Linked DNA regions of Mus musculus: region 2 is linked to region 1. Evidence: chromatin loops called from intact Hi-C (ENCODE). Cell type or tissue: left cerebral cortex. All regions are shown on one strand. Links, peaks and the distances in the headings refer to the core of each region. The heading gives the core; the rest is flanking DNA. Region 1 overlaps Auts2 (autism susceptibility candidate 2). Region 2 overlaps Auts2 (autism susceptibility candidate 2).

Region 1 (16,500 bases), core at 4,641-12,640:
CTCCTTCAACAGTGATAGAAGTGTTAACATCGTGATAAACCCTTTTAAGAAACACACTATTACATACAAGTATGAATGTCAATGTCTTTAGTCGAGGCTCAGACGTGGAACCAGTAGGCAACAGCTTCATGTGCAGTGTATTGTTTGTCCTATCTTCTTTTCTTGCCTGCAGTCCCCCAGCGAGAGGCTGGGCATGTGGCTTTGTGGCAGAGTGCTGACCTGATATGTATACACAAGACCCAGGGTTTCATCCCTAGCAACACATAAAATGAAAAGGAAGCAGATGAGGTACCTGTCGACAGCCGGGTGACATGAGTATCGATGGAATTTATTTCCAGTTTCACTGCCTTTCTTCTGTGGTGTCAGTCTCTGAATGTTAATATTTTAATGTAGATTTGGTGGTTAAGTAAGATATATTTTACGTCCTTTCTTATACCTTTCCCCCCTTAGTAGTTTATAGTCAACTCCGAAGTTTGAAAGTAAAATTCTTTTCCTTGACTTCCACACTTGGAAAATATTTATTCCCCCCCTGCATCTCAATAGTATGCACCATAAACTAACACCGTTCCGTTTATTTACTTCCCTCTTGTTACAGCCGTGATCGATGGTAGGGACAGAGGCGTACAGAGGTGGAGGGGTTTTGCTTTACAGCAACAGGAATATGAGCCAGGCAGCCTCCTTTCTGCCTGACAAGTAATGATGCTCCCATTTCAAAATCCACCCCTTCAGAAGGGATGGAGGCTGTGCAGGCAGAAGGACTTGGGGGGCCAGCTGAAGCTGACAAAAGGAAGGCCTCCTGGTCTGGGGTTTTAAAGATACTGGCCTACACAACAAAGTTCCCTGGACCCAGGAAGAGTGGCTGTCTCCTGGGCTGAAGAAAGCGAGAAAGGAAGAAACTGGCAGGGGCAAAGGGTAGACTGTGGCAAGAGGGGTTCCACACACTGGGGCTCTTGTTTGACCACTGTAAAAAGCAGGTTGTAGCTGAGCAGTGGTGGCGCACGCCTTTAATCCCAGCACTGGGGAGGCAGAGGCAGGTAGATTTCTGAGTTTGAGGCCAGCCTGGTCTACTGAGTGAGTTTCAGGACAATAAGAGCTACACAGAGAAACCCTGTCTTAAAAAGAAATAAATAAATAGATAAATAGTAATAAAAAAAAACCAAAAACAGGTCTTGGGCTGGGGATTTGCCTCAATTGCTTACCACCATGCGTGGCTCACTGGTGCTGCCACCAGGTAGCTATAAACCAGGTCTAGGAGCAAGCCTGTAATCCCAGCCCGTGAGAGGTAGTGGGAGATTGATCCGCTCAGTTTAAGGTTATCTTCAGCTACGTTGCAAGTTCAAGACCAACCTCTGCCTCATAATAAAAATAAATAAAAAAGATTAAGAAAAGCCAAAGTGGCATCTACCCAAGGCTAGCTGGAGAATTTATTATTATATTAATTTTTTAACTTAATTTATATATTTATTAATATGTTATTAGTGCCCTTCAGTGCTCTTTACAAACTGCTTATGTGACTTAAAATTAAAGGCTCGAATGGATTTTTGTAAAGGTTTCCTCTTCCTTTAACTGTGTCAGGAACCTCCCAGCTTTCCTCCTTTGGGGCCATGCTTCAAGCTCGTTATGTTTCCAAGGCTAAATACAAATAGATGAGTGGAACCTTCTCAATGCAAAACATTCACCCCAAGGCAGGAATGGTAAAGAAATATTTTCTATATGTGTGGCTCATAACTTGTGATACCCACTGAATACCATCTCAAATTTCAAATTGTCAGCCACTTAAGTCTTCAGAGTGGTAGTTCTCAACCTTCCACATGCTGCGACCCTTTGATACAGTTCCACATGTTGTATTAAACCCTAGCCATAACATTACTTTCATTGCTACTTCATAACTATAATTTTGCTACTGTTAAGAATCATAATGTAAATATCTGTGTTTTCCCATGGTCTTTGGCAAGCCCTGTGAAAGGGTCCTTCCACCTACAAGGGTGTCAGCAACCCACAGGTTGAGAATGACTGCTCTAAATGCATTCAGAATTACTGTTTGTTTTGGTTTGCTTTTGTTGTTTTGACAAAGGGTCTCATTGTATAGTCCAGGCTGGCCTCAAAATTATAATCCTTCTGCCTCAGCTTTCTGGGTTAAAACAAATTATTTGACTTTAGTCATATAGTGAGGAAGATGGCTTTTCCTTTTGCTTAGAAATTTTGACTAAAATACTTGACTGAAATCTTTGATTTTTTTAAAAAATGTTTTGACAGTTTCATATATATATATATATATACATATATGTACATATACACACATATGTATGTATACACACACACACATATATATATAATATATTTTGTCATGTTAATCTCTATTACCCTCTCTGATCTTCCTCCCAATCCTACTGAACCTCTTCTTCACAGCGAGTCCCCCTCCTGCTTTTAATGCCAAGTAGCTAGCCTGTGCTACTTTACACTCTAAAAAATAAAATGTATGTGTGTGTCCCTCTGAGTTTAAATATGGCAAGATCATAGATGCAGTTATTTACTGGAACATTGATAACTAACCAAAGACCACCCCACTGAAATGAATGCTCCTCCCCCCCCCCAGTGGTTAGAGTCCATAAACTCTCCTGAAATAATTAATGTAACAGTAGAAAGACATTGGAGTCCATGCCTGATCATGTTTGTTTAGTTGATTAGATCTTGCATAGTCCAGGCTGGCCCATAACTCCTGTCTCAGCTCGAGTCCAGGGCTTCCTCATTGACAGTTAGTAGGATTGCCTCTCTCTAAGATTTGCCGTCTTTAGAACCAGCTCAGAGTCTGAAAGTGATGTTAAGAAATCAGAAATATTTTGTGTATTAAGCTACTGGAATACAAAAGACATGATGTCTTCCAGCCTTGGACTGGAAATCTTCCAGAATTGGGCCTGATGTAGTGGTACGTGTCCGTAATCCCATCACTGGGAAGAAAGGAGGAGTAGAGACCTGCCTGGGCTATGTAGTAAGATACCGTTGCAGTAAAACTAAACAAAATGAAGTGTCCAATTAGGAAGACTGGGGCTTTGCTGAATTTCAAAGCTGTTCAAGATCTGGAGGTCAAGGTCACCCTGGCTACATAGAGACTCCAGGCCTGCTGGGGCTACAGACTACCTTTCCTCTAAGTGGATAGTTAAACCAGTCCATTTCCCCCAAACGTCATTTTGCTGTATTTTCCAGAAGGCTAACGCTTGAAAGAGACCTTTGATTTCCAAAATTAGTTTTATTAGAGGGATTATAATATGTTGCTATGTGCCAGGCATGGTGGCGCACACCTTTAATCCCAGCGCTCAGGAGGCAGAGGCAGGTGGATTTCTGAGTTCGAGGCCAGCCTGGTCTACAAAGTGAGTTCCAGGACAGCCAGGGCTACACAGAGAAACCCTGTCTCAAAAAAAAAAAAAAAAAAAAAAGAAAGAAAGAAAGAAAGAAAGAAAGAAAGAAAGAAAGAAAGAAAGAAAAAGTTGCTATACACCAAGTACCCACCCCCATTTCTTTTTTGAAAAATTAAAATTTTTTTATTGCAGTTATTTATTTATTATTTATTTATTGTATGTATACTTATGGAGGTCAGAGGACAGTTCTCTTTATACACTGTGTGGGTCCCAGGTATGAAATTCTAGTTGTCACGCTTGGTGGCAAATGCCTTTACAATCTTTACAATGCTGAGCCTTCTTTCTGGCACCTTGGGGTAAAAATTGTTTTTTTAATTTATATTAAGAGTTCAATGACATCAGTGGTGGTGAAGTACCTTCACAGAGGTGAAACATGTATTTACTATTGGTCATTTATTGATTCATTTCACTAAGGTTTTTACCATGTGCCCTAGACCATTCTGAAATTTAATATCTTTTGTCCAAGTACTGGGATTATAGAATTTCAGTGTTGACGGTGGAGAGATGGCTCAGTAGTTAAGAGTGCTTGTTCTTGTCAAGTTCCTAGCACCCAAATCAGGCCACTCACAGCTCCAGGGCATCTGTCCTATGGAGCACTGGAACACAAGTAGCACACTCAGAGGGGTGGGGAGGGAGGGAGAGAGAATCTTACACTTGATTAAAAAGGAAAGAGCGGCTGTGTGTTCTGGTAGAAGGTCAGTCACTTAAATGACTGAGGGCCGAATTAATGATTTCATCCATCCATCCATCCATCCATCCATCCATCCATCTCTGCCCCAACGCGCTTAGCTTAGCTGAGCTGGCTCCAGGGGACATCCTGGTGATAGATGATAAGTTACCATCCATGGAGCGAAGCTTTGACTTTGCTTTCCCTGTCTTTATGTTTGCTGCATAGAAGGGGAAGCCTCAGTCACCACTTGGCTGGTGTGAATGTATACACAAGTCGGATAGTTTGAGGAACTGTGCAGAGGGAAGGCAGTTCATGAAACCTACCGTGATTCGTGGGATGAGGGTTAGATCAAGATCTTTTTCTTCTAGACTAGGAACCCAACCTCCCATCCATGTCAGACAGTACAAAGATTATGTTATATTGTGCACCTACTGTGTGCCCAGAATCTGGACCTCCACCCCCATCTCAGAACCAACTCTTTGCATATGAGATTGGCCTAGAGGCAATTCAACCCCGGGCTACGGGCCTAGTAGCCTCTCCTTGGTTTAGAGCAAATCTCGGAAGCTGTAACTGCAAAAAGGACCGGAGCGTCGCGGTTCTTGCCCGTAGAGGGAAAGGCGCCATGGGGACCAGGGGCCGGTCCGCAACCGGAGGCGGGATGTAGTGGGAGCCACAGCTGTCAGTGTCGCACCCAGGGACTGCGCCCCCGCGGGGCCAACCGGGCGCCAGGGTGGAGAGGAGGGGCGGCGAGGGGCGGGGCACGTGGGGCGGGACGGAGGAGGGGCGGTGGCACCGGCTGGCGGCTCCGGCTGGGCGCGCCGAGAAGTCCCGCTCCGAGAGCCGCGAGCGCCAGGAGTAAGGCGCGCTCGGTACAATCCGGGCAGCGAAGTCCAGAGCGCGAGAGCAAGGGTGGGAGAAAGGGGTGTCCTCGCGTCACTACCAGGGACCCCCCTTCTCTCCCTCAATCCAGCCCCGGGTAGCCGGTGGCGCTGGCGGCGGGCCGCCTGATGGAGTTCACTTGAGCCAGGAACAGGCGGGAGAGGCAGGCCGGAGCGGAGCTAGTCCTGCGCGCCCCGTAGCAGCTTCAACCACAGCTTTCCACACCGCAGGCGGGCAACACCCGCGGCAGATTGCGACTCCCGGAGCGTGTCGGTGCCACGCCGCAGCGGGCCCAGGACCCATCAGATCAGCCCGCGGCGGTGCCGTACCGGCGGCACCCGCTGTTGGGGAGCCCGAGGCGGCCGCCGGGGAGCTGCTTTCGCCTCTGCCGCCGTACGCCCTCCTCCTCCTCCTCCTCCTCCCTCTCCCTCCTCCCTCCCTCCGCACATGGTCTCCTTTGTCCTGTCGCCGCCGCAGCCGCCTCGTTCTTAGCTCCGCGCGCCGCGGCAGCGGCTCCCGGGCCGCTGCTCTTCAGCCCTGCCAGGTCCCCAGGGCGCACCAAGTTGAGCCTCTGGTTTAAGCCAGCCGGTTCCCCGCGCGCCCCGCAGGAGCAACCAGGAGAGCGCGCGGGCCGGGCCCCCTCCCCATCTCCCCGCCACCCGCCCGGGACTTGGCTGCGTTGGATGTGCGCGCGCGGCGTTGACTCCTGGCTGCCGTGGAGGAGCCGGGTGCTGCTGCTGCTGGCTCTGCTGCCGTTTAGGATCCGGTTCGGATTTGGTTCGCGTGCCTCAGCTTTGAGACTTTGGAGAGGAATTAGCAAAACACACAGACTTGTGGACCTAGCCGGGCCGGCTGGAGTTGGGCGTTTTCTCTGCCTTGGGTTTTGGTTGCTCTCTCCCGGTGGTGTGTGGTGATCCACCCGGAGAGAACCTGACGGAGGACTCAAACCATGAACTTGGGGTTGACAAGACCGCCGAACCCCTGGCGACCAGGTAATGTTGCCCCACCACCACCACCGTTGGGGGGATGGGGTGGGGTGGCTGGCTCGCCTGCGGTCCGCGGTTTCGGGGGAGGAGGCAGGGGTCGAGGGGTCTTTTGTTGCGGCCGCAGCCGGGCCAGGGTGGTAACGGAGGCGGGCTGCTGGCGTCTGGCGGGCCTGGCCTTCCTCCCCCACCCCTCCCCCGCTCCCCTTTGTACTTTCCTAGCTCCCTGAGCTGGCTGGGCTCGGCCGGTGAGCCGTGAGTGCCTGCCGGGGGAGGCCCTAGCCAACAGAGGCGATCCCACCTCCGGGAGTGAACCCATAGCTCCCAAGGGAGATCCGCTGGACTCCTAGGCTGGGAATGCCCGCACCGGCTCGGGCTAGGAAGGGCTCCTTGGAGCGGCGCTGCCTGCTGACGGGTCACTGTCCTTGGGCTGAGCTCCGGGTCCCCGCCCTCCCGCTTGTGCGCACGCGGAGCCCGGGGAAGCAAAGGAGAGCTAGCTGGTGCAGGAACTCACCCGCGCCTAAGTTTCTAAGAGAATTGTCTTTGCACCTTCTTCCTGCGGGTGCCGTTTTGGAGAGCTACCTTAGCGAATTGAGTTTTAAGGGGTTCCGGGTACAGCTTCAAACATCTGGGACCCACCCGTGCGCACGGGAATTTTTTATTTCTTTATTTTTATTTGTTTTAACCAAACTGCTTTACCCAACTTTTCCTTCTACGCCAGCTACAGCTTCTAGACCATAAAAAGTATTGACATAAAAGGCAAATAGTACCCACCCTGCCGTAAAATGCCCCAAAGAGCATGTTTGTCTGGGAATTTTAGGTTGTGCTTCTAAGTGTATATAAAACTCATCAAAGCCAATCGAGGTGAGGAAATGAAATAGCAACTGATATTAAATTCTGTGCGGCTAAAGGTAATGGTTGCTGGAGAGAAGCGGGAAGGCATCCATGCGTCTGCCACTAGATCCACCGCACCTGCAGTCCTCATTGCTAATTTAAAAAGAAAAAAAATTAGGGAAATGAACCAAGTTATAGAAAGAAATGCACTTTTTTCTTCTAAAAGCAACGAAATGAAAATGTCCCCACGATTAAGGCGCCCAGCGATATGTACAAACGATTTTTTAAAAATACGTGTGTATGTGGAGGGTATATGAAGAGATGAAGGGAAAACTTGCAGGAATCAGTGATCCCCTCCACCTTTAAGTGAGTATGGAGGATCCAACTGAGGTTGTTGCATTTGGCAACAAACCTATTTACCTGCTGAGCCATCACGCCCACCCTGTATGGATGATTTTTCAGTCTTGTTGAGTGAAGGAAAATTACTTGAGGACCGTTGAAGCAGCTACATGGAATCTGCACCTATCAAGGCTTTGCCTGGGAGACTTACTTGAAGAATTTGGACGAAGATGGTCCAGGAGGCCAGATGGAAGAACAAGGGACCTTTTTTATTTTTATTTTTATTTTTTAAACCAAGGCACCGAGACACATGTACCTTTGGTGTTTTTTTGCCTTTCCAAAGGAGGCCTTTTTGAGACACCCCCTGACTGTAAGCAAGGCACAGGAGACAATTCAACACTTTGTGACTGATGCCAGTAAATTGAAGGGCTCAAAAAGCTTCCATTAGAAGGCATCGCTCCAAGCATCTTGAATCTCCGTCAGACATATTTCCTTGACAACCATTGGTCACAGAATCATCAGGTCCTCAGGGTCACTTCATTATCTACTTGAGAGCATACTCAGAGCCTAGTGGTGCTCACAAAGGTGACAGAATCACAGGGGCTGCCGCCTACCGCCTAATCCAGCTCTGGCTCCCATACCTAGAGCCACGCAAATGCAGCCTTAACAAGTTGCTTCTCCCTCTCTCTTCTTGCAGTTTTGGAAGAGCAGCTAATTTTTTTTTTTTTCTTTTAAACCGATTTCTTTAGGCCCATTAGACTCACTGTAATAGAAAAACCCCAACATTTTTAACAGTTATTTTAGTTCTGTAACATAACAGAAGAGACAGAATATTGCTCTCGTGTGCATGTGTGTAGGTTTTTTTTTTTTTTTCCCCCTTTCTTTCAAAAAATATTAACTCCATTTTGGTTTTGAAGCCGAGGCTTGCTAGTGACCATTCTAAGAGTATTTCACATCATTTTAAGGACGATGAAAACTCTTTGAGTTGCCAAGTTTTAGACTGCAAGACTTAGAAAGACATAGAAATCTCATTATGATTTGGGAATAGTAACACCTTTGGTGCCACTGTGTGCTTTTTCAGATTCACGAGTCTCTGTGTGCAGTGCAGATCAGTGAGGCTTTGTAACTTAATATTCTTGAACTGTTTAATGCTGAACACCCTCCACGGGACCTTCTTTGTGGCTCATTTTTATGAAATGCTACTCTAATAATATAATTTTGTTTAGTGTTACTTATGATGTCAGGAAAAGCTCTGTGTATATTTTATTCTAACTGCAAAAGCAGAGGGGTTATCTCTGTAGGATTTTTCACGAGTGAATGCAATTGAATACTTATTTTGTATATTTTTTGCCCTTGAGCCTATTAATCCTCTGAACCACCGTATAGAAGGAAGATTAGAATAAAATAAATGAGAGCCAGCCATAATAAAAATAGGCTAGGTCTTTTTATATCCCTGGCCTTGTGAACTGGAACATTTCCCTCAGTTATACGCAGAAATGTTTCATCTCCATCAATGTGGCCTTGGAAAACTACATAGAATATCTTCTTTGTCCCCCAAAGCCAGCCCAACTTCCCTTACCCCTACCCCCCACATTTCTTTATCCCATATAGAGTGAACATTCTGTGCCTTGCTTTGTCAAATGTATGCATCTTGGTATAAAACATGAAAGATCAGAGTTTTCTCAGAGGGGTCACAGGTCAAACATAGCATGAGTGTGGCTTGACCATTGATTGACAGGTCGAAGTGGTATCTTCAAATAAGAAGAGTGAGCTTTCTTAATTTTTACCTGTTTTCCGCGTCCTAGAAAGAAGCAGTAAATCCTGCAATATTACCGTCTCTTTCATCAAACTGGCTCACCATTTCCTCCCTAGAACATTAGTATATAATTTAAGCTGACTTTATAGTCTTTCTGTTTAAAGAGGCGCATTGCCTTCCCTCACACCAGTATAATAACTAGCTGACATGATCCCTGAAAAGCATGAGAGATGGCAAAGTGACCAGGTTTTAAATAGGGTCAGCTCTCATCCAAAACACTGAGTTTGGCCCTGGTGACCGTGACAAACACTGAACCTCGGGATCATCAAATACATCTTTAAAATCAAATTCGTTTCTGGATATCCTGGCTGACACTTTGGTGAGGAAAAGCTTAATGTCAAAAATAACCAAAAAACAAAACAAAAACAAACAAACAAAAAAAAAAAACCACATTTCTGATTTGTAGAAGAAAATTGAAAAACAAAATCCGGTGTCAAAAATTTAAAAATAAATAAATTAAAAATTAAAAATAATGATCTGTCAACTGAATTAGAAAATCGTTTTGTGAATGAACTAAATTGCCTTGTGAACCATTTTGTAGAAATATGTTTTGCACAGATAATAATAAGGACACATTTTGAAAATCAGATTTTTTTTTTCTTCCTTCCCCCAGCAAATAGCTGCAGTGCAGGCCTTTCTGCAACAGTCAACCAGCACCACCTGATGGAGGATTTGGGGAAATCACTGACTCTTACATTCTTCCTAAAAATATAGTCAATTGATTTAAAATGATAGCAGCCGACAAGGCTGTGGTTGATAGTCTTCACTGACAGTCCTAACGCTTACCCTCCCCTTTTTGTTTTGCAGGCTTCAGATGCTAGCTCTGAAAAACTCTTCAACACTGTTCTTGTAAACAAAGGTAAGACCCATTTATTACACTAAAGGATGGCTTTTAAAAATGAATAAGTAAATGCATCTCGTTGTCATTGTCCAAGAAGAAAGAGGAGAGGAAAAAAAAAATCCATGTGCTCTTTTTGTCTTAGCATTTTTGTGTTTTTGCTCCACTGTGGGGTCTGGTGGTTTTTTGAGGTGCAGGAGGAAAATGTTCATTTTTGAAAGAATTTCCCGATTCCTCGTTTGAATTGACCGGTGGTGTTAATTTTGTGTGGGATGCTGCAACAGAGAAGAATGGTTTTACAATGTCTTGATTGTTAGTTATCAACTTCCCGGCAGTCAGAGCACTATAAATAGTGTGTGTGTGCGCGCCTCGGATGGTAATAACCAATGGGGTATTTAATATTCACGGCGTTAGAGCCATAAACCAAGCCTTCTTCTGCTCTGGGCTCTCTGTAAAGTTAATAAATGAGCAAGAGGGCAGAATTTAAGTACCCACTTCTCCATTGATTCCTTCCAAACCTCAGTCCATAGATTAAGAGAGGCTAATGGTGCCGAGGTACACACAGGGAAGGCTCACCCTGAATCCCTGTCGGTAGGATCCTCAGGAGTCTTCATTCGCAGAAGTGTCCTTGGACCTAATGAAATTTAGAGGAGTTTCTGTGCACTGAGTTCAAAAGGTGTGTCATCTGGAAGGTACAGATAATACCAACCCACCACTCCCTTCCCCCTATAGAACCCCACTTAGGGGTTTGCAGGATGATTGCTAAATAAAGATGTGCTAGCCTGTGGTAACCTCTGCCCCTTGAAGGATGTGCAGGAGCACTGGGCCAGCATTGGACCCAGAGTTAGGTCCCCACGGCGTGAAATGGGAGAATAGTGCAGCAGTTTATTTCATTGTTAACATTTTCTGTCAGTTTCCTTTTTGCTTTCTAGTTAATGAAACATTTCCATGCGCAGTTATTTTGTACCTTCCAATTATTTTGAACTTGAACCTACCTTGATTTTAAATAGTACCTTATATTTAAAGATATCCCCAAGGTCTGTATGCTTGTAAGTTTGCTAGGACTCCCAGAATTAATGTCATATTGAATATGATCTTGTATTTTAATTGCATGATAGGATTACAGCTTTATATTTCATCATAGTTCTTAGTGGCCTGAGAAGTTTGTATAAATTTGTAATCCATAATGCTAAAAAACAAAACAATAAAAGCCAATGTGAGTGCTTGGCACACATCTCCCTCAGGGGTAGATATGTATGCATGTTTTCTGCTCCTCTTATTGAGAGGAGAGAATTCGGTGGGCCTTGGAGGTGTCCTTGATTAAAAAAAAGAAAGGTAACAGGAGAGGAAACTGAGTCATGGCAGGTCCCTACCCAAAGCAGTTTCCATGACTCTCTGACCCCCTCAACCCGACACACACATCGCTCGCCCACTGCCTGGTATTGCATCTTTCTTGTGTTAAGTTGCTATGGCCCTGTCTAAGCTGGCTCTAGGTTGGCATTAATTGCGACTGAGGAGCAGAACAGAACAGCTGAAGACCTTCTTCTCTCTCTCCTTCCTGCCTCCTCCCCCCCCCCCCCCATCCCACCCCCCCACCCTTCCAGTCTCCAGTCCAACACTTCCCACATTCTTGTTTTTGTTTACTTACACTGAGTGATGTGTGGCATCTATTTGGCTGTGAACAGCCATGCCCCTGACCGGGTGCCTTTCTTCTTCGCTGCTTTTCTGAGAGTAGTGAGGGGTGATTTCAGTTGCCTTGAAAGGATTAAGGTTTCTTTGTGTATACTAAAAATCAACACAGGCTTTTCTCTTAAGCTTTGCTTGGGAAACGTACACAGATAAGCATTTTAGTTGATGGCGGGATTATTCCTTCTCCCCTTATTTCCATCAGAATGGCCTTTCTTTCCTCCCCTGGAGTTTCCCCTTAATGCCTTATGCTAATTCCTGTTGGTAACATGAATGACAAGCGCCTGAATTAGTGTGCAAGTACAGGTGTTGCTCAAGTAGACTGCCTGGTACGCACAGCCCCTCCTCCCAGGAGAAAGAGAATGAGGGGCGCCGGGGAGCTCCGACAGCATCGGGATAGTTTTGTTAAGGGTCATTAGTATTCAAACTGCTAAATATCAGAAAAACAACTACCAAAAAAAGGGGGGAAGGTGATTGGATAACATTGTTGTCAGTTACTCCTGAGAGGCAGGTGCAGTGAGCCTCACTGTGCTTCGGTCTCTTTACTCCTGATAGGAGCTGCAGTGCTTTTTGGATATATGGTTGACAGGTCCTTCGGCTGTCATCATCTCTTCTTACATCAGGTTCAAGTTACTCTGAAAAGTCCGCTTGCTTGTCTAAAAGTCAGTCGATTCTCTGCGAGAATGTGTGTGTATAGCTATAATATATAATATGCTTATTATATGTAACATGCATACATGCATGTCTGTGCATACATGTATGTATGCATATGTATGTTTAAAGCTTTTCAAGAAAGGACAGGTTTAAGACACAGCTGGGAGATTCTTCAAGGCTATCTCTTACTGAACAGTTTTAACAAGACTGTTAGGTAGTCCCACCTTGGCCCAATTCAGAGCCAGATGTTCGAGACCACATATCATCCCCTCTCCTTTGCAGGAGCCTGGCAATCTTTCTGGTCTCAAGAGTAGCAGGCTTAGCCGGGAAGGTTATGCCTCCAAGCCTGGTGGTCTGGTGGGTGTGCAGATTTGGTCCATAAAATTTCACTGTTGGACGGCAGTGCTAAACTCACAAGTTGATTGGGGCATGGGCTCAGGACTTGGCAGCTTTGATGCTGGCCTGCTCAGCTTGGAGACAGAGCCCCAGGCTGTAACAGCAAGGGGCCATGGCTCAAGTCCATCACTCTGCTTGTGAGCTTGAACAAGCCATTTAGCCTCTGCAGGTCAGAATTTTCAATCCTAAGCAAAGCTCATTCTGGGCCAGCATCTCCAGTTGGGATAAAACAGTTAATTGGCAAGAGGCATGGGTTGGAACAGACAGGGGTATGATGAATATGTTTTCTGAACTTTCCAATTGATTTTTATTTAAATGTTCCTGTGTTGTAGACTCAATCCAATTGAGTGGAGTAAGACCCGAATAGGTGTTCCAAAATGTTGCTTCTTTTGATGCCTTTTATTTCGAGTTTTACAAGTTAATCAGGTGGCGTGTGCTTGCTTATATGCACAGCATACCCAATGAGAGGGGAGCATTTCAAGAGAAGCGTGGAGTTTGAGCCTGCAAATTGGAGGGATTATCGCTGTAGACTTTAAAAAAAAAAAAAAAAGCTCAACTTTAATCAAGGTCATGGTTGCCTTATCTAATCTCGATGTGTTTAAATGTTTACAGGATGTTCATGTGAATTTTATGAATCCTTCTGTCTTTGTGATTCAACCATCTGCCAAAGGAAAAATTAGTTTTCCCACTGAGACAGAAGCAGAGAGACTGCCTGACTTATTGCCCCTGTGTTGTGAGCTGAACAGCTATGGGAACAATAGGGTCTGTAATTCCCCGGTTTCTAGAGCCCATTATGCTTAAAAGGGAGCTTCTAAGAGCTGGGGAGGTGGCTCAGGAGGTAAAGTTCTTGCCTTGCAAGTGTGAGGAGCCTGAAGTTGGAGCCCTAAAATCTTTGTTAAAAGCCAGATAGGGTGACCAACTCCTGAAATCCCAGTAATGGGGAGGCAGAGACAGGGAGATACTTGGGGGCCCCAGCCTAGCCTACTTGACAAGCTTCTGGCAAGTGAGAGACCCTATCTCAGAAACCAAAGTAAAAGGCCTGTGAGATGGGTGAAAGCACTTTCCATTCAGGTTTAGCTACCTGAATTCAATGCCTCAATCCCCTATAAAGGTTGTGGTAGAGAACCAGTTCCATGAAATGGCACACTCACACACACTCAGAAGCACACACAACATCCACACAGTAACAGCAATAAAGTGGATAGACAGTGAGGAAGACCCCTGATAGCAACTTCCACACACATGCAAATATGTACACACACACCAGACGCACACACACTCGGGAATTTTGTAGTTGATTCAGTCTGGCCAATATTATTACTGTTTTTTTAAGGGATTTACTTTTTAATTTTCTGTGTATGGGTTATGCACATGGGTGCAGTGTCCAAAGAGGCCATAAGAGGGCATCAGATCACCTGAAGGTAGAGTTAGTTCCAGGGGAGTTTGACCTGCCTCAGGTGGGTTCTGGGACTCAAACTCAGGCCCTCTAAAGAGCTGTATGTACCATTGAGCCAACTCTCCATTCCCTATGATCCTTTCTCACTTCCCATAGATCTTCTTTGGCAGTTTGGCCGCTCAGATGTGTAGGCATGCACACACACACATGCATTCTGTCAAGACAGCTAATCTCCTTAAAGCCCTTATGTTGCTATAGAGCAGAGCTACCAGGGGAGGGAAGGAAACCATAAAGGCAAGGGAAGAGAACTAACCATTCCAGCCTGCTCCCTACCAGCCTGGTCCTGGCTCAGCCAGGAGACAACAGCTGCCTTTTAGCCTCAGAGTCCCCTTCCCAGGATTCCTCTACAGCCAAGGCAGGCTGTAGGGAAAAGATGCCAGAAGTGTGTTTGACCTGGTGACTTCCTCACCCTCCTTTCCACCTTTGTCCCTGCTTCATTAACTTCTCCTGGGGTGACGTGACTAAAGGTCCATCTACACTAGATAGGGCACCAACCACTGACCAGAGTAATGGATGATTTCACCAAAGTCCCACTTGGGGAATTAGTTTACTGGCCTTACTTACAAAGCCCAGATGAGGGGTTATTTACAGAAGTGTATGTGACCCCCAAAGCAGCTACATCCCCACAAAGTCCCACCCCATCATGGATGATGACTTTGTGGAAGCTGCATTGTGGAGTCTACTATATACTCTAGAATCTTCCATGATGCCTTGCAGCTGAGGGGAGGGAATGAAGGAGTAATGGCTAAACTCCTGGATGAGGTCCTTTGACCCTCCTCTCCTCCTTCTGTTAAGGGGATTAACAGCTCTTTTACAATTACCATAAGGCTTAGCGACCACTGTATCTTGTTCAGCTCAGTAAGTTGCCATGACTACCAGGCCAAAGGTAATCTCTACTCTAAACTGGATGTGGGATGATCCTGTTATACCTGGAGGATTGTTTTGTTTTGTTGTTTTCCATTTGGGTTTGCCATAATACAACAGTCCCACAACGTAGACTTATATCCTGCTAGGGAATATCCCCTGAGCTAGTTTAAAGAGAAGCAGAGGGTCTCTAAGGGTATCTGCGAGGGTGGTGATGGGGAATAATCTAGAGAGGATAGAAGTCTTCAAATCCTGTGGTGAACACAGCTTGTCTTCAGGGAAGTGAAGGAACAAGGACCATCATCTATTATTGAGACAGACTCCCACTTCGTCTCCAAGACCGAGCATGGAGAGTTCTCATGGACGTTGTTTATCAAGTAAAATGCATGCCCACCCTGAGCTCTGGGTGGACCTCATCAAGCTTTCCCCTACAGTTTATAGGGACATACTTGGGCTTGGGGAGGAGTGGGAGCATAAACAGATGGACACAGGATTGAGTACTGTAGTGGTTTAAATGAGAAGTACACCCATTTTTAGTACTTGGTCACCAGTTGGTCGCACTCTTTAGGGAAGCATAAGGGGTGTGGCCTTGTTACAGGAAATACATCACTAGGGGCCTCTCAGATTAAAAACCTAGTGCCACTTCTGGTTAGGGCTGTCTTGTCTGAAGCTTATGGCAAAGGATGTGATCTCTTAGCCTCCTGCTTTGGTCACCGAGCCAGCTGCTTACAGCCATGCCTCTTCACACAGGATGACTCTCATTTTTCTAGAACCTGGAACCCAAATAAACTCTTCTACATGGCCTTGGTCATGGTGTTAATTCAAAGCAACAGAAAAGTAACTAATACAGGTTTGTTGAGTGTTTGGGCAATATGTTTTTTATCAACATCACTGCCTGAGATCTGAGGAGTTGATGAGAGGAGAAACTGATTACCCAAACATGTTGCTGGGGTGTGGGGGGTGTGGCTTAATGGGAGTAGAGCAGTGCTTACTGGTAGCCCTGGTTTCTCTTCATGGCGCTGCATAAACCAGACGTGGTGGTGCACACCTGTAATCCCAGGGCTCTAGAGGTGGTAGAGGCAGGAGGATCAGAAGTCCAAGGTCACCTTCTGCAATATGAGTTACATAGTGAGATCAAAGCCAGCCAGAGGGCCTGTCTCAAAAAACCGAAAAACAAAGGTATTGCAAGCAACGTCAGGTCTAGTAACTTGTTTAATAGCAACAATGTCAACTGTTTTTGCTAGCTTTGAAGGGAAAGGATTTCTTGGTTTGAATACAAAGAAGGTAACATTGAATACAAAAAAGGCAATATTGTCTCTTGAGAAAAGTCGCTCTCCTAAAGCATTTCTACACCTAAAACTAATGCAGTTGACTGTGGTATAGCTTAAGGAGGGAAGTGTGGTTTAGATTTAATATCCCTTTATATGAACACAAGGAGCCCATTTTACAGCCTCTTGTGGTGTCTTGCATTTTGTGTAAGGTAGATTGTTGTGTCAAGCCCAGACCTGATTCTTGTCACAGGAAACTGAGCCAGTTTTAGCCTCTGCAGATTAGTTCTATTTTTTATCGACTCTTAAATCCCAGATAAGGAAAAGGTAGAATATTGTTCATTTTTTATTTTTCTCCCTCTGGGATTGTGTGTGTGTGTGTGTGTGGGTGTGTATGTGTG
Region 2 (16,500 bases), core at 3,787-11,786, 430 kb before region 1:
ACAAAGCAGGATGGCTTTGTAAATACCCAAGGATAGCTTAAGCGTAAAAGACGTAAAGATTTGTTTTTAAGTTACAGGTACATGTGTGTGCTGGTGTGTGGGTATGTGCATTTGTGTGTAAATGCCCTCAGAAGACAAAGGAGTTGGATCCCCTGAAGCTGGGGTTACTCATGGTGCAAACCACACCAGTTGGGTGCTGGAAGTCCATTCAGAACTTCCTGAAGAGCAGCGAGTGCTGCTACCCAGTGAGCTATCTCTCCAGCCTAAGGATAAAGGTCTTCATTGCCTTCTCAGTAATGGGAATGAGCTGCTAATTGTGCCAACTTTCCCTCGAATCCTTAGGAAACTGACGACCAGATGTCTTACGTACTGTCCCCAGGGCTATTTAGACAAACCCTAAGGATTTAAATCCACACCTTTTCCTTGATCATGCAGGGGAGGCACAGGCAACTGTGTAACTTCTGAGAGGGAAAAACTCAGTCCTGGCTAGCTGTATCAGGGATGACTTCTTGGGGGAGGTGGCTTCTACACTGGGCTTTAAACACGATAAAGTTGAACTGGATATCTGCTAGAGCAAGAACTGGAGGGTTCAGTTCAGCATAATGAACCTTAAAGGCCATCTGTTCTGGACCTCTAATTTGCAAAGGACGAAACTGGGATCTGGGAGGTTAGGCGACTTGCTGTAGGACATATGGCTAATTAATTGGCTTTCGATCTGTTCTCCTGGGTCCTTTGACCAGTGCTATTTCTCCACCGTTTATGCACACCAGCTTTCATTCAGCAGGCTTTTCACGACTGGTGCATAATGGCGTTTCCGAACGGGTTTCAGTCAGAAATGGAAACTTCCTCGTGTATCTGTGTGGGAAGATATTAGCTAGGACAGACTTGGGGCAGACATGGACAGGAGACATTAGGATGTCTACATTAGGACATGTAGAATGTTAGCTTCCTATCTTTTTCTATAATTTTGTTATTGCTTGTTCTGTTTCCTTTTATAAATACAAGCATAGAAACAAAAATACTGTGGGAAAAATGATATAACACTCTACCACCACATATTAGATTTATCAACCTCCTAAGAAAGTGACCTTGGGCCTGAGCCAGTGGCTCAGTTGGGAAAGTGCTTGCTAGGCAAGGACAAAGACTTCCTCTCAATTCCTAGAATCTACATAAAAAAAAAAAAAATCTAAGCTCGCCCATAATCTCATCAATAGTGAAGAGAAGACAGGTGCATCTTTGGTCCTTGCTGGCCAGCCAGCCTAGCCTAAGTGACAAGTGCCAGGCTAGTGACAAAGCTTGTTTAAATGAGGCGCTTAGCTTTTAAGAAATACCAGCTAAGGTTGTTCTTTGGCTGAGATGAGGAGCATTGTTAAATAAATAGGAGACCAGAAAGATGACTCAAAGGGCAAAGTACTTGTTGCCAACCTAATGACCTGAGTCCAATCTATGGGACCTATATAGTGGAGAGAAAGAATTGATTCCTGAAAGTTGTCCTCAGGCCTCTACATATATGTGGTGGCACAGCCACACACAGAGAAGTAGAATGTAATATAGAATATGTAGAAAACATTAACAAAAGAAAATGCCCTAGTTGGTTCTTAGATTAATGGCAGATATGTAGTGCTTTTCCTGCCCACTATGGGGGCTTCAAGAAGGTACATTAAGGCAGCAGGATTCTAGTGTAATACAAATTCTATGGCAGCTACAAATGAAGGTTGTTGTTTGGGTGGCATCTTCCGAGTTCTAAGCTGTCCCTTTCTTTAAAGCCAACCAGGCAACTTTTGCTTTCCTAATCAAGTAGTTTGCTCAGGCTCCCGAACTACTACGTAGTCAGTCTGGGATTTGGGTAAACACTCTCTGGAAATGCAGTTATCTTACCCTGATTGCTGTCTTTGAGTCCTCTTCTCCCTCTCAGATCTCAATATAGATCTGGACCTTGAAGTGTGACTTCCTTATTTTTTTTCCTTCCCTCTAGTGATTAAAACTAAAAAGCAAACCTTTCAATAAGTCCTGAGTCAGCAGATATACTCCTCTCTTTGGTGTAGGCTTTTAATAGACCAGCCAGATTACAGTAATTAGCCTATGTATTTCCTCATTAAAATGTCATTAGTGAAGGCTTTGTTCTTTCGAGATCTTCAAAATCCGGTTGATTTCTTCGTGTTGTATCATCAACTGTTTGCCGGAGCCAGGTGTTCATCTTAGGTGCCTAGGAGCAAGGGTTATTTTGAATTGTCCTACTTAGAAGAGGTGGTGTCTTAGTTGCTTAATTTAGTTAGTTGCTATGAAGAGACACTTAGACAATGACCAGTCTTATAAAGGAAAACATTTCATTGGGGCTGGTTTACAGTGTCAGAGGTTTATTTTATCATCATGATGAGAAACATGACTACCATGTTGGCTGACATGGTGCTAGAGAAGGAGCTGAGAGCTCTACATCTTGATCTTCAGGCAGCAGAAGGTACTGTGTGTCACACTGGGTGTTGCTTGAGCATAGGAGACCTTAAAGCCTGCCCCTATAGTGACACTTCCTCCAACAAGGCCATACCTCCCCTAATACTGACACTCTCTCTAGGACAAGCATTCAAACACAGGAGTTTATGGGTACTATACCTATTCAGACCAGCACAGGTGACCACAGAGAAGATATCAATATGCTGTGTCTTGATGATGTCTTTCTTCTATTCTGTGAGTCAGGACAGATTGTCCTTTCTCTTAGTATCTACATCTGGTTCCTAGAGTTTATGGGAACCTACCAAACCTGGATCTGTGAGGATAAACAATAAACAGCTCCCCCTTGCTTTTCTTGGTAGGACTGTGAAAAGCTGAAAAAAAACCCAACAGTAATAATAAACAATTCTATAATAATGAGCTTATTTCCCACTCTCATCACAAGAATGAAAATATTTGTGTTAGATAAAGCTGGAGAAATTGTTTAATCATTAAGACCACTGGATCCTCTTATAAAGGATCCAAGTTTGATTTCCTGCATCTCATGGTGGCTCAGAACGTTCTATAACTCTGATTGCACAAGATCCAACACCTCCTTCTGACCCTTATAGTAATATATATGTGTGTGTGTGTGTATACACACACACACACATACATGCATATATATACACATATAAATATATATGAGTATGTATGTATATATGTATATATATATACATGTATATATATATACATATATATACACACATACACACACACAAACGTGTAGGCAAAACACCCATATACATACTAAAAATAAAAAAAATCTTTAAAAAAATAGAATATAGGTATAGAGCCAGACCACTGTGAGTTGTAGCATCACTACATGTTAACTGACTATGCTGAGGCTTAAGGTTTAACATTCTTAGTTCTCTCTATGGGATTGTGCATAAACATATATTCCTGGAGCTTTTCTTCACATCTTGTACTACTTACTAGTGACAGGAGATCTCTGTGCCCAGTCTAGCTCATTTTAGTTTACAAATAAATGACAGAGAGGCCTGGTATTTTTATTAATGAGTGGCAGGCACTATGCTGAGTGGGTTCTGAGCTATTCTAACCCTCTATGGCTACTTACTTCCTAGACATTTAGTTTACAAATAAATGACAGAGAGGCCTGGTATTTTTATTAATGAGTGGCAGGCACTATGCTGAGTGGGTTCTAAGCTATTCTAACCCTCTATGGCTACTTACTTCCTAGACATGCGGTCTTTTACCTGCATCTGAACCTTGCCTTGGCTCATTCTGGCCTGTATGTGTCCTCATGGCTGCTCTCTTATTGTGACCTCATGGCAAATCTTCCTTGCTCTCCTCCTCCTCCTCCTCCTCCTCCTCCTCCTCCTCCTCCTCCTCCTCCTCCTCCTCCTCCTCCTCCTCCTCCTCCTTCTTCTTCTTCTTCTTCTTCTTCTTCTTCTTCTGTTTTTTGTCTCTCTTTTTTCCTTGGGACCCCTTGACTGGGACTGGAAGTCCTGCTTTATTCTCTTCTGCCCAGCTCACTGGCTGACCAGCTCTTTTACTAACTAATCAGAGGTGATATAAAACGATCTTTATACATCACTGAAACAGGAGATGCTCCAAATACCATAGCAATGCCAAAGTCCCACCTGAAAGGAGATGTCTGGACTCGGCAATCAGCATCTGGACACACCATGCACAAAGCCATGCCCCCAACAGTTGAAGGATGTACGTTAGGGGTCTGTGGGGCCTGTTTGGAAATTCAGTCATATCATGAGCATGAAGCTGAATTTGTATGGTGGAAAGTAGGGAGTCATTTGTTTTATTTTGATATATTCATGAAAGAAATCTCAACTGCTAACAAAGAAAAGACATCGCTGTGCCTTTAGATATCCAGATGAGGTGTCGTTCTTGGGAAGGTCAAGCTGTCGGATGTTGTAGGTTGCAGAAGACAACAGTGGAACAAAGGCTGCGCATGGGGTATCACCGAGGTAGCCATCCCTCCTCGGTCCTGGGGAAACCAGGTGGAAAAGCGGAAGCAAATGGCATAAGTTGATGCAGGTCATAAGTGAGTACGCCTGTTCTGGCCCACTGAATATATGCACATCTGTAAATTGCTTCTCAGATGTGCCCATCCAGTATGACCCTCTCACACACCTGTACTCCTTACAGCTGCTCTTTGCGGTCATTTTAGTATCATGTGTTCATAATTTCTCACAACTGTGTATGTAGCTCTGCTTTTCTAAAAAGTAAAGGGGTTTCCTCTTAATGCTGCCACTGTTCAGTGGAACACCTCTTCCATGTTATAGCAGTAATGACACATTAGGTCAGCCGAAAGAAAATAGAGGGTATGATTTTTAAAAGTAAAGACATAACTCATAGGAATATAACACTCTATTAAGGTGTAGAGATTGAATTATGTACCGTCTCTCTCATTCCAACCTTACAGTAATTTTCTGGCTGTTTGCAGCAAGACTAGCTTATTGTCAAGATGAAAGAACAGCCAGCTACCCTCTCACCCCGTTCTCTTCCCACTCTGTATTCTGTATGCAGATGTGGCATTTTTTTTTTAGTAAAATTTCAGCACTGTCTTCTCTCTAAAATGAAAGTGTTTCCACTCCACGATTAGCATCTGTTTATAGAATAGTTGGTATTCTCCTAATTAGATCCTGCACAGAAATAGAAAGGCTGCTATGTAAAAGGATAATGAATCTTTATTGCACAGTCGAAATCAGATTTGTGCAAAAGGCACTTTGAAGACAGTAATAAGCAGAGACATGTATTAAATCACCCAGATAAGACGTCCTCTTTATATTTTCTATTTATAAATGGAAATTATGACTGCCCAGTGGGTTCCAGATGACATTTCCTATTACCAGCAAAGGATTTTTAGTCTTGACCATAAAAGTTATCTAAATTCAAAAGCCTTTGTGGTTTCGTGGCTCTAAAGGACACTTCTGGAAGGGACCAAGGCTGGGTGGAGAGAGTCTCTTGTCGTTTCCTTTATGTGTGCACGCTGCCAAAGGCAGAGGTGGCAAGTGGGAGAGGAAAGGAAGCTTGTGAATCAGCTCTGATAGGATCTAATCAGGAAACCAGTGTCCACCTCCCACGGGCAGCAACATTTGAAGTCTTCTGCCTTGGCCCCTTGAGATCCAAGCTCAGGTCCTTCCTTATAAACTCTACCTGACACATTCTCATGGTATGCATTGTCCTGTGGCCAGCCTGGGATTCATCCCTATGCTAAGTTCTTGGAGGGGAGGTTTAGCTTTGACACCTTGATGTGCCTCTGAAAACAAGAGGAGGAGGAGGAGGAAGAAGAGGAGGAGGAGGGGAGCAAGAGAGAGAAGAGGAGTGGCAGTAAGAACATGAAGAGAAAAACCACAAAGGAGAGGAGGATAGGGAAGATGAGGACAAAGAGGATTAGCTAGAGGAGGAAGGGAAAGAGGCTGGAATCAGTGAAGAAGGGACCAGGAGGCAGCAAAAGTCAATGTCAGATGAGCTGCCAGGCATGGAGATTATAGCTGTTGAGGACCTTGGAGAGTATCGTGTGTCTTTTGTGTCTATTTTGCAGTCAGAGCTTTATGTAAGATGGCAGTCTCTCCTGGACTGTACTTAGTATCGATTTACTCCCAGGCATGCCAGACCATGTTAGCATTACTAAAGGAGAGGCTGCAAGTATTTCTCTCACCCCAGACATGAAGAATGTATCCTTTTAGCTCTTCTGTTCTCTTTTCCTTGCCTCTTGTCATTTTTTTTTCCCTTGCACGGCTCTCCCAGTCACACCTCCCTCTTTTTTTTTTTTTTTTTTAAGTCAGAGTTGTTTTTTCAAATCGTGATAGTTTCAAATTGTTCTCCAGACTGTTATGTTGGAGTGAGGAAGATGGCCCTGTGGGTAGTAACACTTGCTATTCATGCCTGTGGATCTGCATTTGAATGTGTAGCAGCAGTGTAAAATGTACGCACATGGTTTGTATGTGCATATAACCTCAGCATTGTAGGGGTTGACTATAGGAGCATCCCTGGGGCTTAGTGATCCTCATGCTCATTCCAGATCCTGTCTCCAGGGAATAAGGCTGGTAGTGATAGAGCAGGGCACACAGCACCCTACTTTGTCCTCTGCATTCGTATGGTGGCTTGAGTGACAACGGCCCCCGGAGGCTCATATGTTTGAATACTTGGTCCTCAGTTGTTGGGAGGATTAGGAGGTGTGGCATTGTTCATGAAATTGTGTCATGGGGCCAGACATTGGACCCCCTGCACTCAGCCTCCTCCTTAGGATTTTAAGATTCGAGTTCTCAACTGTTCCTGCTGCTGTGCTTCATTCCAGACTCTAACCCTCTGTTAACCATAAGCCCAGTTAAAATTTTCTTTATAAATTGCCCTGGTCATGATGTTTTAGCACAACAATAGAAAAGTAATTAATGTGATATGCGTGTGCTAGCACACTTATATGTACACCGTATACATCTACACACACACACACACACACACACACACACACATTTAATTTTTAATTAATTAACCTTTGCTCTTTGGAGACAGGGTATCTTGTAGCCCAGGCTGGCCTGGAACTTTTGTCTTTTTTCTATTACCCACCTTCACGTATGTACTATCTAGGCTGACTTTTCTTTCCCTTTTCATTTTAAAGAAAGATGAAGTGTTTTTTTTTTTTTTTTTTTTTTTACTAAGAAATCACTAAAATTAAATCCAGCAGAGTTTTTCTGATAGAAACAGAGTGGGGTAACAACTCAGACTTGTGAGGGAGGCTTCTGACATACAGGTGGAAAGGCCTTGCTGTAGGCTGATTCTGCAGGACCAGGATGTGTGCTGTGTCAAGTGTTCACCAGGGGAAGAAAACAATGCTTAATTTCGAGACCAAAAATACCACCCTCGCTAACCATTCTGAACTCTGCTGTTGTTTCCCCAGTTACTGTTTTGTGCTTTTCTGGAAGTTTGGGAAGACCAGTTGGCTGCTGGAGCCATACCATCTACTTATCGTCTCCACCGTTCATGAGACTGATTCATTTCTGCTATTATAGGGTGTGGGTAGGGAGCCTGGGATGAGCTCCTGGGCCAATTTACATATTTCCATGTTACCTAGCTCGGATGACATATGGCGACACAGAACACTTGGATCTATTTCCATTCTGCCAAATTCAATTTCAGAAAAACTTGGAATATTCCGATGTTTGTTTTGTGTGACAAAAGTTCTTAGATCCATTTTTTTTTTTTTTTTTGGGTAGACAGCAGTAATAGTGCTAGAAAGAATCTCTGAATTTCTAAAAAGAATATGGATCTGATTCCCTGTTTGTTGTTATCTTCTTTTAAGGGGAATATTGTGTTTGGGATCCTGTGACGTTTTATGTAAAAAAAAAAAAAAATGCCCATGTAGCACACTCAGTTGGAAGTGTATTTCATATATAGGAATAGGGATAGGGATAGATTGGATTCATGTGAAGTGATAGTGGATGTTGACTATGTATTTTTGATTATCTATCTATCTATCTATCTATCTATCTATCTATCTATCTATCTATCTATCTATCTATTTATTATTGTAGCTGTTTGTATTGGGGAAACTTGTGCTGTAGCCCAGAGATGAAAGGTCAGAGAGCAGCTTGCAGGAAGAGTTGACTTTTTCTTTCACCATGTCGGTATCAGAGGGATCAAATTCAGACCATCCGGTCTGGTAGCAAGTGCTTTTACCCGAAGAGCCAGACCACTGTCCCAAGTCGACAACTTTAAATATGTCTCCATTTTGAAAACCCCTACCATTGGAATCCTCCTGTTTCCTTTATGAAAACACATGTCATGTTCCTTAGGATATTATCATGGATGTGAGTCTGGGAAGCTTCCAGGAGGTGGCTCAGTTGATGGACAGCTGTTTTCTTTCAGGTAATCACAGCTTCTTTTCTGGTAGACCCTGGGAAGAAGACAGATAGTCAGAAGGAAATACCACAGGCATTGCATTAAAACGTCGAGGCATGAATTCTGTTTTCCCTTCTAGAGTGGCCTTAGAAACTACCCTAACTTCCACAGCAGGGAGTAGCTCAGTAGGTAAAGTATATCTGAGAAACCACATTCATTCCTTAGGACCCAGGTTATTACAAACAAACAAAGAAACAAACAAAAACAAGATGAAAACCAAACAATAACCACCACCACAACAACAACAACAAAATATCGAGTTGGAGAAATGTGCCAGCAGTTAAGATGCTGGCTGCTCTTTCAGAAGACCAGAGTTCAGTTCCGAGCACCCAAACTGGGTGGCTCACAACTGCCTGTGCCATCAGGTCTTGAGAATCCAGTACCCTCTTCTGGCCTCCAGAGGTATTGCACTCAGGTACACATACCCATACATAGACAAGCATGCACACAGGTAATAAGTAATGAGTAGTCTCGGGCTTGCTTTAAATCCCAACCCTGAGGAGGTGTGGAGGCAGTCAGATTCCTGGGGCTCACTGGCCAATAGTCAGCTCAGCCTATCTGAAGGCCCAGGATAGGGAGAGTCCTTGTCTCAAAAAGATAAGATAGATGGTACCAGAGCACCAAGAAACACCCTTAAGTTATCCTCTGACCTCCACATACCCAAGAACCGACATAGCCATGAGTCCATGTATAAAACTTACATTTTACAGAATTATTATACAGGTGACACAGAAGAGAAATCCAGGTGGCCCACGTAAGGGCACCCAGCTCACCGTTCAGCACTTGCTGGCCCATACTTATACTAATTTATTTCAGAAGTTTGCTGCTGAATCTACAGGACAGCTTATGGCATATCCACATGGAAGCAATGCACCTAATTCGTATTTAAAAGTCTTTGAAATACTCAGGCAGTTCTGTTTTTTTTTTTTTTTTTTGCAGACAGTATACTGTATCTTATGTTTCCTCCTATTTGCTGTGAAACAGAAGGCAATTTGTTTTGAACCCTGTGCTCCAAACTGGTGGCTTAATTAAGCAAGTTTATTGACTGTCTCTGAGGCTCTGGTTAAAGACTGGCAAACATGTTGCGCCTGTATTAGTGTTTCTAAGCAAATCAACGGAAGCGGCGGGTTTCCCACCCAGCTCATCCCCCACTTCTCCTCCCAAACTCATTCTTGCTCTGCAACATCTCACTTATAATCTGTTAATTAAATCACTTCACTCTGCTTTATATAATTTTTAATTTAGCATTCATTTTCAACTTAGCTTTTGGCTTCATTTACTGATAATAAACAGAGTTGCATACAACACATGTCCCAGCAAAACACCCAGACATACACATACAGATGCCAATAATTTTTTTCCAGCATGCCAGGCACATTAAAATTAAAGGCAGCATCTCCCCTCACCCTTTCCATTACCAAACGTGCACCCTGTTTGAATAATACATTCTCCCCGACCGTCTGCATTTGGCTAATGCGTAAAAATTATGAGCAGCATGTCACTCATACCTGTTTGAAAATTCATGGTTTTTTCCCAGACACAAGTCTATAGGAAACTTTTAGGATGGCCACTCACTTCTTTCTTTATTCTTTTTGTTTTTGAGGTATGGCCTCATGTGCCCTGTGTACCCACCCTGTCTTGGCCTCGCTGAGGGTGGTGACCTTGTACTCTTGATCCTCTAACTTCTCCCTCTCTAGGATCACAGGTGTGTACTGCTGTGTCTGCTTTATGCATTCCTAGGGATGGAACCCAGGGTTTCAGGTGGAGTATCAAGCACTTTAATAGCTGAGCTCTAACCCAGCTTTCGTCAGTCTCCACAGTGCTAGGATTATAGATTTAAGCCTCCATGCCCCAGTAAGAATGGTCAATCTGGTATCTTGGTTCTGTACTGTTGAGTGTGTGTGTGTGTGTGTGTGTGTGTGTGTGTGTGTGTGTGTGTGTATGTGTGTGTGTGTAGTATGATTTTTTTCTAGAATTCAAAAGAATATTTTTTTTCAGATAAGGTGTCATGTAGCCCAGGCTATCCTCCAAATCCTCATGTAGACAAGGATATCCTCAAACTTATAATGCTCCTACTTCCACCACCATAGTGCCTTGATTTGCAGGCACACCCCCCACTAACTGTTCATTCAGTGCTAAGTTTCATGATGGGTAAGTGCTCTAACAGCTGAGCTGTGTCCCCAGTCCCTTTTCCCACCCATATACTTTTTTAAAGACATGGTCTCTTTGTAGCTCAGGGTAGCCTGAATTTCACCCTGCAACCAGGGTGTCCTCAAACTTCTATCAATCTTCATGCTTACTGAAGCTCTTTGACTCATTGGTACAAGCAGTGAAGGCTTTCTAGAATTCCTCCTCTGTAACTTTTTAAACATGTGTAAACTCTGCTATGATAACTTAAAGTAAATTCTTTCGAGCTTATTTTTTTTACAGTAGCCTGAATTTCAAATATATAAATTCCCTGACTTACAGTGAGACCAGAGAGTTTTCAAGACTTTGACTGTATGAGCCATGCAGCTGCTGTCTTCTGAACAGCATAACTGGGATGTGGGTGCAGTTGCTAAAGTCCTCTGAACTAGTTTCTTTGGTTTGTTTCCATGTCTCTCTTGACCTAAGTTAGAAAAGTTGCTGCTGCGACATTTCCATGAACATCAATCTTTTGTAACTTTTCTTAACACTTGTCTACATTTGACCATATCCTCTGACTTCCTGCCAGTGAATCAGCAAGTCATGTGGTTTGTGCTTTTTTTGTTAGGCAGTGTGTGAATGATGATTGTGACTCAAAAATGTGGTCTCATCCCTTATCCTAGTTAGCTGCAGCTGTCCATGTGAACTGGCCTAGAATCATCTGATGACGTTTCAATTGAGGGCCTGTAGGCATCAGATTCAGCCTGTGGCCATGTTTGGAGAGGATTGTCTTGATTGCTATAGGGAGGCCTAATCTATTGTGGACATCCACATTCCCTGGGTAGGTGATCTACCCAGAAAGCTACTTAGAAAGCTAAGTGAGCATGAGTGTGTGAGCAAGGGAGCAGGCAGGCTTCCTTTTCAACCTTGTTGAGTTCCTGCCCTGAATCTCCTTGGTGATATGCTGTGACTAGGAAGTATAGTTGTTTTGTTTGAGCATTTTCTCACCGTAGCATATGAGACTAGAACCCTTGTGGAGGTGATATTCTAGAATAGGACGACATGCATTTTACAGATACTCACTACACAAGAACAGAGTTATGTCCACCATGGCTGAGCATGTGGGAACCCATGCTTAGACCAGCAATATTATTTACATCAAATGTCTTAGTTAGGGTTTCTATTGCTGTGATGAAACAGCACGATCAAAAAGCAAGCTATGGAGGGAAGGGTGTATTCAGCTTACACATCCACATCTCCGTTCATTATCAAAGGAGGTCAGGATAGGAGCTTAAACAAGGGCAGGAACATGGAGGCAGAAGCTGATGTACAGCCCATAGAGGAATGCTATCTACTGGCTTGCTTATCATGGCTTGCTCAGCCTATTTTCATATAGCACTGAGGACAACCTAGGGGGATAGCACCACCCACAGTGGGCTGGGCTTACCCCCCATTAATCACTAATTAAGAAAATATCCTACAGATCTGTCTACAAACCAATCATATGGAGACATTTTCCTAATTGAGGCTCCCTCGTCACAGATAACTTGAGGTTGTTTCAACTTGACATTAAACTATACAGCACACCAAGATTCAAGGGATAGCTAGTACCTTAATAAATATGAGGCTGTGGTGTACGTTGCGTACAGAGTCCTGTGTCCATAATGCAAACACTTGTTAGGATATCTCAAGTAGGTAAAGGGTGGGTTTCATGAAGCTAGCAGGATACTCGAATGTTAGATTTTTTATTCTTCAGGCAGTGAATGTAAGATTTTAGGTAATGACTGACTCAGTGGAGTTAATATACTTGAAAAACATCATGTTGAAATGATGGTGAGATATATACATTATACAAGGTAAATGGTGACAACCTAGTTAACCAAAGCAGGTGACAGTTGTGGAGATAGTCAAGGGTGGACTAATTTGACAGCCTTTTGTAGGTAAATGGACAGGACTTTTGATCAGTTGAACCTAGGTAAAAGGGAAAATTCAGGTGTAATGGGTCATGTGGTTTTCTGGCTTGAGCAGTTGTGTAAATGTTAGTAATTTTTCAGTTTGAAGGTGATAAAATACTTGTTATACCTACCTTGTGATTGTGATCTCAGAGTCAAGGGCAAAGGTCATCACTCATAAAACACATAGCATTGAGAGTCTTCAGTATGAAAGGTCTTCTGTTTCAGGTGGAAAAAATGAAATTGTGATTTTGTTTTAGACTCTTTAATCACTTTTGATAGCCACCTGCCCCACACTCTTAGTAATAACTGGCAGGATTGTTCATTGAAAATTTGACAAATTGCAAAATAATTTCAGAATTTGTATATTTTTTAACACCTCCCACTTTTGCATATAATTTGTGTGTGTGTGTGTGTGTGCGTGTGTGTGTGTGTGTGTGTGTGTGTGTGTGATGGAAATTTGTATGCATGAAGGTCAGAGGACTACTTACAGAAGTCAGTTCTCTTTTTCTAACAAGTGGGCACCAGAGATTGGAGTCACTGGGTGTGGCAGCAAATTCCTTTACACTCCAAGGCATCTTTACAGCTCACTCCTCTAGTGTTGTGCTAGTGCTAGTGTTGTATTCTATGGTTAAAAGAGTGTTGTGGAGTTTTCTATATTAGCATGTTGTAACTCTTTATGTTTAATCTGGTCAGCACTGGGAAAAATCTATGAGTCCTTAGTGCTGTAAGACTGGATGGAAGTCACAACCTTGTCACTTGATGAGTGATGGATGTGTTTCTTTTTAAGCAAATGAGCTGTAGCAGACATTTTTGATACCCACTCTCATTCCCTGCCTTTCCATTTCAGTTAACAGTGGCCCTTTCTCCACCTGACTGTCCCCATATTCATTTATCTACATGGTTTCTCTTGTCATTGAGTTCTGTTTTTCCCTAGGAGTAGTAGCAATAAGAGGGAATTGACTGTTATTTGGATATTCCTTAGACAGTGAATATTATGAGTTACTTCTTCACACGTTGGGTAATTGTATTCTGGAGTGTGCATTTAAACTGGCTTTTAAATTCTATTTGCCTGTGGTGCTAACTTGACCCTCATTCTATTCTCATACTTTTCTTACTTTATGTATAAACTTCTCAAAAGCCAGCTTTGGGGATAGCCTACACTACTTTTTCTTTATCTTTGGTAAGACTGTGTTTGGCTAGATGGTCACTTCTCTACTGCACAGGTCTGCGATGACCCCTAATCATGTATGACTCCCAGCAAGCATCTGTCCTTTAGCAAAAAGCCTTGGTAGAGTCCACACTCGGCTGTGTATCTGAAACCATTAGTTACGTAAGAGTCACAGGTACCAAGTTATGAGATTTCATTTTTTTCTGTAAATTACCTTTCATGGCTAGTTTTCTTTTTATTTTCTTTCTTTTAAATTTGCTTATATTTCTTTTTATTGTTTCCAACACTGTTTGGACATATTAATCTGGAGTTTTATTTGCCATGGTAGCTTTTATTAATAAGGAAAAATACTGCCTTGGCACTTAAAATAAGACAAAGGGAGAAAAACAAGTAGATGGAAGATAGTTTTGTATTGTTTGTCTCTTCAGCATTCCTAGATGTATGTTTATATTAGCCAAGGGCTCAAGTAACTCAGGATTTTCTGCTATCTGCATTCTCTCTCAGTGCACTGACCTGGAAATTAATGATGATCTAGGCAAAATGGTGAAAAAAAAATAACTGAGAAGTTTGGAAGACAGCTACAGTCTGGTGCTCATGGTTGAATGGAACATAATTTTCGTTCCTAGCCTACTTTTCTTATCTACAAGGACCAGAGAAGGAAATGTGTACTTACTAGACTCCCTTGCAGCTAGAATTCTGTGTGTGATTTAAATGTATTTGTTAGAGATTTTGTTTTCTCATTTTGTGTTATTTGTTTCATTGTGATCCAGACAGTATGTTACCAGATAGTTCAGGCCATCCTGTAATTCACTAAGTGGTTCTGAAATAGCCTATGGCCCAGAATCCTTTTATATTAAACTCCCAACTGCTAGGACTTCAGGTGATTGTTACCAAGGTAGGCTGTGAATCTGGGATAATAAAAATGAGGTAGATGTCATGCATCTTCAGCATTAACTGTTTTGTTCTTTTGTTTGTTTGTATTTATTTTTCTGACATACCAAATTGTGATTTTGTAGTTGTTGTTCAGTGGAAAGGCTTTTTAGTTTTTCAACTATCTACTTTCTGGATATCAAAGGACCTGGGTTTTTATCCTGTAAAGAATCAAAGTGAACCCTAGTGCATGCTGTAGGCCAGCCACAGAGAAAACCCAACTCTATGTGTCCTTGCTGCTTCCTAACCATACATATTATATTAGTTTTTCTTTTGTTACTGTGATAAAAACCAAGTTTGTTTATTTTGGGTTTGTTTGTTTGTTTGGTTTTTGATTTTGGTTTTGTTTGCTTATGGTTCCAGAGTGATAAGGTCCTCAATGATGGGAAAGATTTAGCAGTAGGAGCAGAAAGCATAGAGGTTCCATAACCTCTGCAAATAGTGCCACTGACTGGGGATATCACTATTGCTGTGTTTTGAGACATGATAAAATTAAATTCAAGTTTATATAACTATGAACTATGATGTTAGATCTGGTAACCAAGTAACTAGTGAGCATTATATGCTAAATGCATAGATGAATCTCATACAGAGGTGGCAGGGAAAAGAACAGAAAATACAGGATATTATCACAGTTTACACTTTAAAATATGAGTTCTAGACTCTTCCATGTGAATAGTCATTATGGATGACTTTATATGGCTGAAACCTGAGAAAAGATAGTCAGAGGTGACAGCAAATATATATGTGTTCTATAACATGAGAAGTTGCTAAATGTCTTTCACAAATTTATAATGTTATGCTTTGATAGAAAATCAGAACTTTTACCTCAATGGGGATGAAAGATTTTTTTTATTCTAGAGCCAAATATGAGTTACCATGGTTTGGGAACACAGGTTTAGATTACCTCAAACTCCATGTTCCAACATCAGTAATTCACAACTGCCTATAACTCCTGCTGCAGGGCATCCCAGTGTCCTGTCTGCCCTTTGCTAACACCTGCACATATGTGTACATACCTACATACAGATATACACATATTAAGGTTATTTTTTTTTTAAAAAAAGCTATTTTAAAGACAAAAATTTAAAGTTTACAGAGCGTGAGGAATGCCATTGAAATTCACTGTGTTCAGCTCCTGGGTGTGTGCTGGGTTGGACTTGTAGCTTCACAGTACCTCCACCTGCATTGTTCCTAACTTGTGATGTCAGCAAGGGGTATTTTCTTCTCCCTCCTGCTACAGAACCTCGACTTCTCAATGCAGAGAAGCAGGACAAGGTTTCTAACCTTTCGTTTTAGAACTCAGAGGATAGTCCCGTGATTGAGTCCCTGTATAATATGGTTTTAAAAAAGCAGAAAATTTGATTTGCTGGGGCCCAGGCATGCAGCTGAAGGTACTGTGGTGTAAGCCAGGGTCCGTGCCCTCAGGGTCTCTAATCAGCCACCAAGGCATGCATTACCACTTCCTGTTTTCCATTCATTATGATAATTCCCTACAAAGTCCCAACCCCACCTCCACCAATTATTTTTGTCTCAACCTTCTAATTACAACATTATATGACCATTCAGCCTGGCACTAATTAAATCATTACTTAATTCACAAAGTGTGTGATAATGCTGATGCTTTTTGTCAGCTGAAATTACAGCATGGTGCCTTGTTTTCTTTACTTTCTGAGGAGACAGGAAGGAGCAGAAAGGTTGTTCCTCTGTCCAAGGCCCCAAACTACCCTTCTAGTAGGTAGATGACCACCGTCTAGACCAGACCCTTTTTTGAAGAATGAAAAGCAATGGGAGGCGTGGCCGTTTGACTAAGCAAGAAAGGGCTCTGTCAAACAGGACTTATTCTGGAGCCAAATATGAATGGGTGTGGATCAGAAGCATTGATTGGTTTTCCCAAATAACAACATTCCAGCGAGGTAGCAATTTCATGAACAAAGGAAGTCATAAAACACC

What was found. Peaks named below come from ENCODE experiments on the same cell type or tissue, not always from the same donor. Only the 100,000 strongest peaks of a DNase experiment are listed, where the experiment ranks them.
Region 2: a loop joins it to region 1, with 2.2 times the contacts of the local background. A loop is called at or near these places in 6 of 42 quality-filtered maps.

What each region holds. Positions count from the first base shown.
Region 1 is chr5:131,527,117-131,543,616 of GRCm38, reverse strand. Auts2 (autism susceptibility candidate 2) reads left to right here. Exons shown (of 20, transcript NM_001363480.1): 6 at 9,745-9,796. Among named protein-coding and RNA genes, the nearest start is that of Gm29681, 120 kb to the right of the region's middle. In left cerebral cortex, for the core only: CTCF peaks have their summits at 4,803 and 9,599; DNase peaks (open chromatin) are centred at 7,322, 7,575, 9,610, 12,597 and 4 more places; H3K4me3 peaks cover 4,647 bases; H3K27ac peaks cover 3,053 bases.
Region 2 is chr5:131,956,717-131,973,216 of GRCm38, reverse strand. All of the region lies in intron 4 of Auts2 (autism susceptibility candidate 2), which reads left to right. Among named protein-coding and RNA genes, the nearest start is that of 4930563F08Rik, 85 kb to the right of the region's middle. In left cerebral cortex, for the core only: a CTCF peak has its summit at 8,780 (motif pointing left); DNase peaks (open chromatin) are centred at 6,105, 6,350, 7,522, 11,134 and 1 more place.